Regions from separate parts of the Homo sapiens genome. Here region 2 is linked to region 1. A link is an interaction called in ENCODE POLR2A ChIA-PET data of the cell type or tissue named here. Cell type or tissue: A673. All regions are shown on one strand.

Evidence for each region. Peaks named below come from ENCODE experiments on the same cell type or tissue, not always from the same donor. Only the 100,000 strongest peaks of a DNase experiment are listed, where the experiment ranks them.
Region 2: POLR2A ChIA-PET joins it to region 1 with 5 read pairs; 22 of 35 experiments call an interaction of 5 or more read pairs at or near these places.

What each region holds. Positions count from the first base shown.
Region 1 is chr14:35,389,271-35,394,270 of GRCh38, reverse strand. No RefSeq gene overlaps it. Among named protein-coding and RNA genes, the nearest start is that of NFKBIA, 13 kb to the left of the region's middle. RefSeq lists a silencer at 2,974-3,268. In A673, no CTCF peak of the experiment used is centred here; a DNase peak (open chromatin) is centred at 3,110; H3K27ac peaks cover 548 bases.
Region 2 is chr14:35,205,053-35,210,052 of GRCh38, reverse strand. The region is part of intron 5 of PRORP (protein only RNase P catalytic subunit); the gene reads right to left. The region is part of intron 5 of PRORP-PSMA6 (PRORP-PSMA6 readthrough); the gene reads right to left. Among named protein-coding and RNA genes, the nearest start is that of PSMA6, 85 kb to the left of the region's middle. In A673, no CTCF peak of the experiment used is centred here; no DNase peak of the experiment used is centred here.

The sequences.
Region 1 (5,000 bases):
GGATCTCACTGAGAATTTCAAGATTGGTTTAAGGAGGGCCTTTCAATGCAGGGGCTTGCTTGGGATTGGGGGAGATAATGATACAGTAGTTTCAGGTTGGTGGCAACAGCTAGGCGAGGGGTTTGAAATGTCTTAGGTGTGAAATGTCTGTTGATGCTTCTATTAAATAAAGCTCGCCTATTGAAGAGTTGATGGGCCTCTTGGGAAATTCCTGTAATAAACAATGAAGTTATTTGCCTGGGCAAGAGACTCTTGGAATAGTAAAGTTATTGTACCAAAGACAGTGGGAGAAAAAAAGTCATGTTAATGCAGACAATAAACTTGGAGGTGGAAGGGGATAGTTTCTGCCTCAATCTGACTAGTCATTAGGCCTAAAGACCTGAGGGCTAGGACACATGTCAAGTATCTTTCAACACATTTAAAAAGTTAAAAATTCAGGAAATGGACCCACGACAATGTTGGAGGTCTGCTAAGCAGGACAGGGAGCATGGAGGAGGGGTGCATTAAAAAACAAGCCTCGGGCCAGTCTGGGTGGCTCACGCCTGTAATCCCAGTGCTTTGGGAGGGCGAGGCAGGCGGATCACAAGGTCAGGAGATCGAAACCATCCTGGCTAACACGGTGAAACCCCGTCTCTACTTAAAAAAAGACAACAAATTAGCTGGGCTTGGTGGCGGGCGCCTGTAATCCCCGCCACTTGGGAGGCTGAGGCAGGAGAATCGCTTGAACCCAGGAGGCGGAGGTTGCGGTGAGCTGAGATCCACCACTGCACTCCAGCCTGGGCGACAGAGCGAGACTCGGTCTCAAAAAACAAACAAACAAAAAAACAAGCCTTACCTGTTTTAGAATCTCACCTATCACTGACGAGCCTTAGCTCCAATCCCATCACACTATAATTCACACTGCAGAGGACCCAGCTAATCCAGCTATGGGTGAATAATAATGGTAGTAGGTGTCATTTATGAAACAATGACTATATGCCAGGCATATGTGATCATCACAGGGGGACATTATTGAGGAAACCAAGGTTCAAAGAGGCTTGGTAACTTGTCTGAGGTGATGAAACCAAGAAAAGTGGCCATTCTGGGACTCAAACCTGCTCCCTTTGGCTCCAAAGCTCTTTGTTCCCAGACTGGTCAGGGTGAGCCTCCTCATTTTACTGAAGATGTTCAAGGCTTCTCAACAGCTGCCATTTTCCAGTGCAGCTGGTGTTAATCTTACATGGCCCTGGCCACCAAATAAACTTATTTTACTCTGAGAAGTCATTTGCTACTGTTTCTATTGTGTAAAATTTTTCTCATAGGAAACATTGAAAAGATACCTCATAGGAGTGTGTGAAAAGTAAGTGACAGATGCTGTAAGTCCATAGGAAATGGCATGAGCACAGCTGTCTTAGACTGTTCAGGCTGCTACAGCCGAATTCCATAGACTGGGTTGCTTATGAACAATAGAAATTTATTTCTCCGGCTGGGCGTGGTGGCTCACCCCTGTAATCCCAGCACTTTGGGAGGCCAGGGTGGGCAGATCACGAGGTCAGGAGTTCAAGACCAGCCTGGCCAACATGGTGAAACCCTGTCTCTACTAAAGATACAAAAAATTAGCCGGGCATGGTGGCACGAGCCTATAATCCCAGCTATTTGGGAGGCTGAAGCAGGAGAAGTGCTTGAACCTGGGAGGCGGAGGTTGCAGTGATCCGAGATCGCACCATTGCACTCCAGCCTGGGTGACAGGGCAAGACTCTGTCTCAAAAAGAAAAAAAAAAAAAGAAAGAAAGAAATTTATTTTGCCACAGTTTTGGAGGCTGCAAAGTCCAAGATCAAGATGCTAGCAGATTCTGTGTCTGGTGAGGGCCAGCTTTTCTATTTGAAGATGAGGCCTTCTTGCTGTGTCTGCACGTGGTGGAAAGGGCCAGCTAGCTTGCTGGGGCTTCTTCTATAAGGGAACTAATCCCATTCAGGAGGGCTCCATCCTTATGACCTAATCACTTCCCAAGGCCCCACCTGACACCATCACCTTGGGGATTCAGATTTCAACATATGGATTTTGAAGGGACACTAACATTCAGTTCATTGTAATAGCCTTAGGTGCCATCTTGACACCCAAGACTTGGCTGCTGGCAAAGAGGCTCCAGGTAGCTCTGGTCCCAGCTCAGGATACTATCCCAGGAGGGTTTTTTTTTCTTTTTTTCATTTTGGAGATAGGGTCTCACTCTGTCACCTAGGCTAGAGTGCAGTGGCACAATCATGGCTCACTGCAGCCTCAGCCTCCTGGGCTTAAATGATCCTCCCACCTCAGCCTTCCGAGTGTGTGGGATCCCAGGTGCATGTCACCAAGCCCAGCTAATTTTTTTTTTTTTTGAGAAAGAGTCTTACTCTGTTGCCCAGGCTGGAGTGCAGTGGCGCAATCTTGGCTCACTGCAACCTCCACCTCCCAGGTTCAAGTGATTCTCCTGCCTCAGCCTCCCGAGTAGCTGGGATTACAGGCATGTGCCACTATGTGCACCTAATTTTTGTATTTTTAGTAGAGATGGGGTTTCACCATGTTGGCCAGGTTGGTCTCGAACTCCTGACCTCAAGTGATCCTCCTGCCTTGGCCTCCCAATGTGCTGGGATTACAAGTGTGAGCCACCACACCCAGCCCTGGGATGGTTTTTGACAGCAGAAACCTACCAGCAAAGGAGAAAAAACTCTGCCTCCTCAGAGGCTGCAGGGAAGCCACGGCTGAGGTAATTGTGTGATTAAGTTTTGAGCCCATTTCCAGCTGACCCACTGGGGTGGAGATGGGTATAGAATGAAGACGCCTGCGAGGCCTGTCTGAGGGGAGACCTGGGAAGGCCAGGTCCTGGGAAGGCCAACAACCAGGAACACCCTGGGTGGCTCTCATGACAGAGACAGCCTTCAGAGCAATCGATCATTCTCCATTGGAGGTTCAGACCAACCTGGCTCCCACTGGAGGCCCTACTCTCTACACCATGTAACCCTGGGCTAGTGGCTTAACCTCTCTGAGACTCAATTCCTCATCTCTAAAGCAGGGTGACCGCAGCTGCCTTGCAGAGTGGCTGTGAGGCTTAGCTATGACTCATGATGTCTGTAAAGCTCTGGCAAAGTGCCAGACACATAGTAGGCACTCAGTAGGTGACAGCTTCAATTAGGATGATTAATTATCACTAATGTGAAGAGCATCTGACAGCCCTCCCTGTAGGCACGTTGTTCCCTGCAAGCCAAAACTTCCTGTTCCCCTACTCATAGGGTGGCCAGGACCTGAGGAACCAGATCCTCTAAGGACAAACTGGAACATCTAGTCTTCCTCTTGACCCTCCCTGACTTTGTCCCTTGCCAGTGGGGAGCCCCCTTCACCAGGCCCTTCCCAGCCTCCAACACCTGCTCAGCGCAGCCCTGACCCACGGGAGCTGCCTTGAGGCTGGGGGGCATGACCCACCAGGTGGAGGCATGAAACGGAGGGCTGTCATGGGCCCACCCCAGGTGCAAGCCTGGAAGGCCCTGGACCTCTGGGAGTCCTCTCAAGTCATGGAAGGTGAGAGAAGCCTCTGCTCCTGTGGTCAGCAGTGGGCCAGGTGGCAGATCGCTGACGGTAATGGGGATGCAACTCAGTAGGGAAGCCCGACCTGGTTAGAGAGAGATGAACACCCCCTCCTGGGGCCTTGCCTGGAGCCCTCTGTGAGGGGGTCAGCAAATCAGGCAGAACCTTGGGCCCTCAGCCCTCCCCATCCTGCCTCTGTAATGCAGAAAGTGGGCTTTATTATAAATGCTTTCCTTTTCTTCTACCACTGGTGGGAAAGGCGGGGAAGGAGAGAGCCTTGCTCTAGTGGCAGCACTAGCTGGGAGAGAATGAGGGAGGGAGGAAGGCTGCATCCCCGCAAACGCCCCTCCTTGTGCTTTGCTCTTCAGCAGAAGGGGAAAGCTCGACACCGTTAGAATAGTGCAATCCTGGCTGGGCCTGGGGCTCACGCCTGTAATCCCAGCACTTTGGGAGGCCAAGGCAGGTGGATCACCTGAGGTCAGGAGTTTGAGACCAGCCTGGCCAACACAGTGAAACCCCATCTCTACCAAAAATACAAAAATTAGCCTGGCATGGTGGCACGCACCTGTAGTCCCAGCTACTTGGGAGGCTGAGGCAGGAGAATGATTTGAACGGAGGAGGTGGAAATTACAGTGAGCTGAGATCATGCCACTGCACTCCAGCTGGGGGGACTGAGCGAGACTCCTTTTCAAAAAATAAATAAATAGATAAATAAATAAATAAAAGAATAGTGCAATCCTACCAATAAACACACAACCATGCCAACATGTTCTCCCCACCAAGATTCTTGGTTATAAGCCAAAGAAACTAATGCTGGATACTTTGGACAGAAAGGAGATTTGTGGGCCAGGCATGGTGGCTCACGCCTGTAATCCCATGACTTTGGGAGGCCGAGGTGGGTGGATCACTTAAGGTGAGGAGTTCGAGACCATCCTGGCCAACATGACAAAACCCCATCTCTACTAAAAATACAAAAAACTATCCGGTGTGGTGGCGGGCACCTGTAACCCCAGTTACTCAGGAGGGAGGCTGAGGCAGGAGAATCACTTGAACCCAGGAAGTGGAGGTTGCAGTGAGCCGAGATTGTGCGTGAGATTCCGTCTCGACAACAACAACAACAATAACAACAACAAAAAGAGATTTGTGAAGAGGATTTGGGGAAGCCTTAAGATTCTCCGGGTGACCTGGAGAGCAAGAGAGATCCGCTGAGCTCACTCCTGCAGCCGACCTCCCGCAACCCCTCATGCTGTGCCCAGAATGCATACAGGTTTTCCCATTGTTAGCCTCTGATTCAAGGTCTGGGCAGCCTCCGTCAGATGCCACACAAGGGAGGCTGGGAAAGTGATTGTCTTGCATTTGTGCTTCAAGACAGTGCATCCCCTAAACATAGGAAATGGGTTCAGGTGACAAATGTCCCAAGATGTCAACAGCGGTTTTTGCTGGGTGGTTGTCTTCTATGGTG
Region 2 (5,000 bases), 180 kb after region 1:
GCTGATTAATATTTTAACACCAGCATGTGTTTTTTATTTTGATAAGAGAAACTTAAAGATCTTATCTCATTTAGAGAGAGTGCTCTAGTGAAAATCAGAGAAGATATATTAGTGGGGTATGAAACTAGAGGAAGGATAGAAGACAAGTAATAAAATAACCCAACATTGCTAGAGGGAATGTAACTCAACTGAGCACATATGTCAAGAAATCAAGAGAGGCCAGGCATGGTGGCTCACGCCTGTAATCCCAGCACTTTGGGAGGCCGAGGACGGTGGATCACCTGAGGTCAGGAGTTTAAGAGCAGCCTGGCCAACCTGGTGAAACTCCATCTCTACCAAAAATGCAAAAATTAGCCAGGTGTGGTGGCATGGCCTGTAATCCCAGCTACTCAGGAGGCTGAGGCAGGAGAATCGCTTGAACCTGGGAGGCAGAGGTTGCAGCCACTGCACTCCAGCCTGGGCAACAGAGCGAGACCCTGTCTCAAAAAACAAAACAAAACAAAAAGAAATCAAGACAAATGAATAAAGGAAAAAAAATCCTAAGAACTTTCTGACAAGGAAACTAAAATTAAAACCGACCTTAACATGAAACAGTATAATTAGGGCTTGCTGTGATGAACATCACTACTTCTTTTGCACTTATTAGGAAATTTGTCTGCTAAGTCAGTATAGACAGACTATGGAAATTTATGAGGAGGAAGGTACTCCTTATGTTTGAAGGTCTAGAACTGCTGTCCAACGTGGAAGCCACTAGCTACATATTACTATCATTGAGCTCTTAAAGTATGGTGGCTAATTAGAATTGAGATGTACTGGATTTGTATAAAAGTTACTATAATAAAGACGGTAAAGTATTTCATTAATAACTTTTTTTTTTTTGAGGCAGAGTCTCACTCTGTCGCCGAGGCTGGGGTTCAGTGGCACGATCTCGGCTCACTGCAACCTCTGCCTCCTGGGTTCAAGTGAGCATGTCTGGCTAATTTTTGTATTTGTATTTTTATTTATTTTTATTTTTATTTTTTGAGACAAAGTCTCACTCTGTCACCCAGGCTAGAGTGCAGTTGTGCAATCTCGGCTCACTGCAACCTCTGCCTCCCAAGTTCAAGTGATTGCCTCCCAAATTCAAGTGATTCTCGTGCCTCAGACTGCTGAGTAGCTGGGATTACAGGCGTATACCACCAGGCCTGGCTAATTTTTGTATTTTTAGTAGAGACAAGGTTTCATTCACCATGTTGGCCAGGCTGGTCTAGAACTCCTGACCTCAGGTGATCCACCCACCTTGGCCTCCCAAAGTACTGGGATTACAGGTGTGAGCCACCATGCCCGGCCTAATTTTTGTATTTTTAGTAGAGACGGGTTTTCACCATGTTGGCCAGGCTGGTCTCGAACTCCTGACCTCAAATGAGCTGCCTGCCTCGGCCTCCCAAAGTGCAGGGATTACAGGTGTGAGCCACCATGCCCGGCCATTAATAATTTTAAGTTACATGTTGAAATGATAGCATTTTGGATGTGCTGGCTTAAATAAAATTTAAAACTATTTGACCTGTTAATTTTAACTTTTTAAATTGTGGCTACTAGAACATTTAAAATTACATTATATGTCTTTATAATGTTTAGAAATTATTATTACTTTTAGAGATGGGGCTTCACTAAAATAATAGTCTGCCCCGTCAGGCCTTGAACTCCTGGGCTCAAGGGATTCTCCTGTTTCAGCCCCAGGAGTAGCTGGGACTACAAGCGCTCACCACTATGCCCAGCTAAAACCACATTATATTTCTATTGGTGCTAATCTAGAATGTCACTGGTCAACTCTATGAAAACCACTTTGCACAGGCTGACAGCATAGTACTGATAAGGCCAGTGATATGGGTTACATCTTTAACTATAGTCTTTTTTTTTTTTTGAGATGGAGTCTTGCTCTTTTGCCCAGGCTGGAGTGCAGTAGCACGATCTCGGCTCACTGCAACCTCTGCCTCCTAGGTTCAAGCGATTCTTCTGCCTCAGCCTCCCAAGTAGCTGGGACTACAGGCATACACCACTATGCCCAGCTAATTTTTGTATTTTTAGGAGAGACGGGGTTTCACCATATTGGCCAGGCTGGTCTTGAACTCCTGACCTTGTGATCCACCCGCCTCGGCCTCCCAAAGTGCTGGGATTACAGGCGTGAGCCACCGCGCCCGGCCAGTTACATCTTATATAAGTCAGTAAGAAGAGGTAATTGTGCCTGCATACTTGAGCTCAGTCAATTTTAGCAGAAAAATGAAACTCATCAAAAGAGAAATAGGTATAGATATAGACATCTTCAATATGCTATGAAATGCATTTAAAAACCCACATGGATTAATGAATGAATTGAGGGATAGACAGATACCCAAGAAAGCAAGTACAATAGAATGTTAATGGTAGAATCTAAGGAGACAGCTGTGTTAAGCGTTCACTATAACACATTCTTTAAACTTTGTTATATTTTTGAAAAATTTTTAAATAAAATGTTGATAAAAAGGGAAACAGGAAGGCTGTAGCAACATGGAATAGTAGAAAAAGGAATGAATGACAGGGTTAGAAGACCTGTTACAGACACCCTCCTCTTTAAAAATGTTGTATGCTTTGTAGTTTCTTTATTGATGGTGAATAGGACAACAATGTATTTGTAGTAATATTGAAGAAGGTAATTTTTTGTGATTACAACAGTTCTTAACTTTCCTTGTCTGATTTCTGCCTTCAGGAAGTAAGCCTTTAATAAAGCAGAATTGTAAGGTCTTTTTATTTTACATTCAAGAACTGAATTTTGAGAGTAAAGAGTTAAAGCGTGTAGGCAATAACATTTCAGCATGTATCTCATGTACTGATATAAATATATGCATGTGCCCAGAGGGCTCCGGCATCGCCAGGTAAATGGCCTGACAGTATACATTTGTTTGGCATATTAGGCTGTTAGCCTTAAAGAAAAAAAAATAAAAGATACACAGCCACCTTGGGAAGAAAAATTTAAAAAGAGAGGCCTCCATGTGATATTAATAATCTTAAAAGCAGAAAAATGTAGGGGTTAAAATCACAACCCTGAATGTAATAAGTTCATTTGTTAAGATTTCAACACTGCTAAATTACAAAGAAATGATACATGCATAATCCCTACAGAGAAGAAAACTTCTAATCGTCCTTCTAAGTGAGCATTAGAACATGATGAATATTTCATATAAATTATGCATCTTAATATGGAAATGGAATGGACCTTGACAAAAAATCCAGTTTAGCCCCATGGTCTCAGGAACATAAAATCTTAGCACTCCCACCTTAGAAAGGAGATGATTAAGGCCCAGAGAGGCTCACTATCTTACCTATAGTCACCCAGTCAATAAATAGTGGTGGTGGGATGGTGTGCAGTTCTCCTGCCTTCTGCTATATGATGATGTTGCTAGTCTATAGACTTATGGTAGAGAAGAAGATGATTTCAGGTTAGAAGTGAACACAGGAATGATCTATCATCTCGAATTACAAAGTTTAAACCTGGGTCTGGTTGGTGGGAATATAAAGCTGTATGAAATAGCTATGGGTTTGAACAGAGTAGACCTGGCCAGTAATTAAAACAGAAGTCCCAGCCAGTAAACAGTGAACTACTACTGATAATTTCTGGGGATTAATGTTATCGTGATTATCTTCCTCCAAACTCTAAAGCCTGGCCACATTCTCACCATGGGAAGAAGGAAGCAGAATAACAGTGTCCTCCACCTCACTCAGGGAATTCGCTAACAGCATTCCCTCACTCCTCTCCCAGCTAATGACCTCAAGGATTCAGGGATATGAAAAACAAACCTTCTTCACCAGAAAGACTAGAGGATCAAAAGGGACAATGTCCGTCATAAGCAGCACTCTATCACAAGTCACGTTTGGTGCAAAAACACAGACTAAAAGGAGTCACCAAACATTCTGCAAGTCTGAAAATGCACTTCAAGTCAAATATTCATTCAACATTTTTTTTTGTACCTATGACATGCCAAACACCATGCTGGATGTTGCGATTTCTAAAACAAATAACAGACCCTGTTGTCAAGGAGCTGAGATCACTGCAATGGTGTGACTGGTGGTATGACAGAGATTATAGTAAGCTTCTTAGAGAGAACATAGGAGGGGTCAAGTGCACAGACTGAAGAGGACTTGGTGGCAGGGGTAGCATGGAGATTAGGGAAGACTTCCTGGAGAGGAACCCCCAAGTTGAGACCTGAAGGGTGAGAAGAAATTAGCCACGTTTTCATCCCTGAGAGGTGTGAGAAAAAACAAACAAACAAAAAACTGTGTGTATGAAGCCACCATGGTGATAGTGCAAACTTTCTACTTCAAAAACATATAAATATCTAATTAAAACAAACAAAAACCACTAATAACTTTTCTTTCACTTCTGAAACTGCTTTTCTCTGTTAATAGAGCAGATATCACTGGGTATGGTGGGTCATGCCTTTAATCTCAACACTATGGAAGGCCAAGGTGGGAGGATTGCTTGAGCCCAGGAGTTCGAGACCAGCCTGGGTAACATAGCGAGACCTTGTCTCTATATTTAAAACTGTAGGCCAGGCATGGTGCCTCACGCCTGTAATCCCAGCAATTTGGGAGGCCGAGGTGGACAGATTGCCTGAGGTCAGGAGTTCGAGACCAGTCTGGCCAACATGGTGAAACCTCATCTCTACTAAAAAATAAAATACAAAAAAATTATCTAAGCATGGTGGCATTAGCCTGTAATCCCAGCTACTCAGGAGGCTGAGGCAGGGGAACTGCTTGAACCAGGGAGGTGGAGGTTGCAGAGGGCCGAGATCATGCCACTGTACTCCAGCCTGTGCAACAGAGCGAGACTCCATCTCAAAACAACAACAACAAAAACTGCATATTTTTTTAAAAAATAGAGCAGATGTTGAAGAATGTTGACAAAGCCCATAAAGAGAGAAAATAATAGTATCATTAAGCTCAGGTTCTGGCATAGAAAATCCGGGTTTGCATCCCAATTCTGA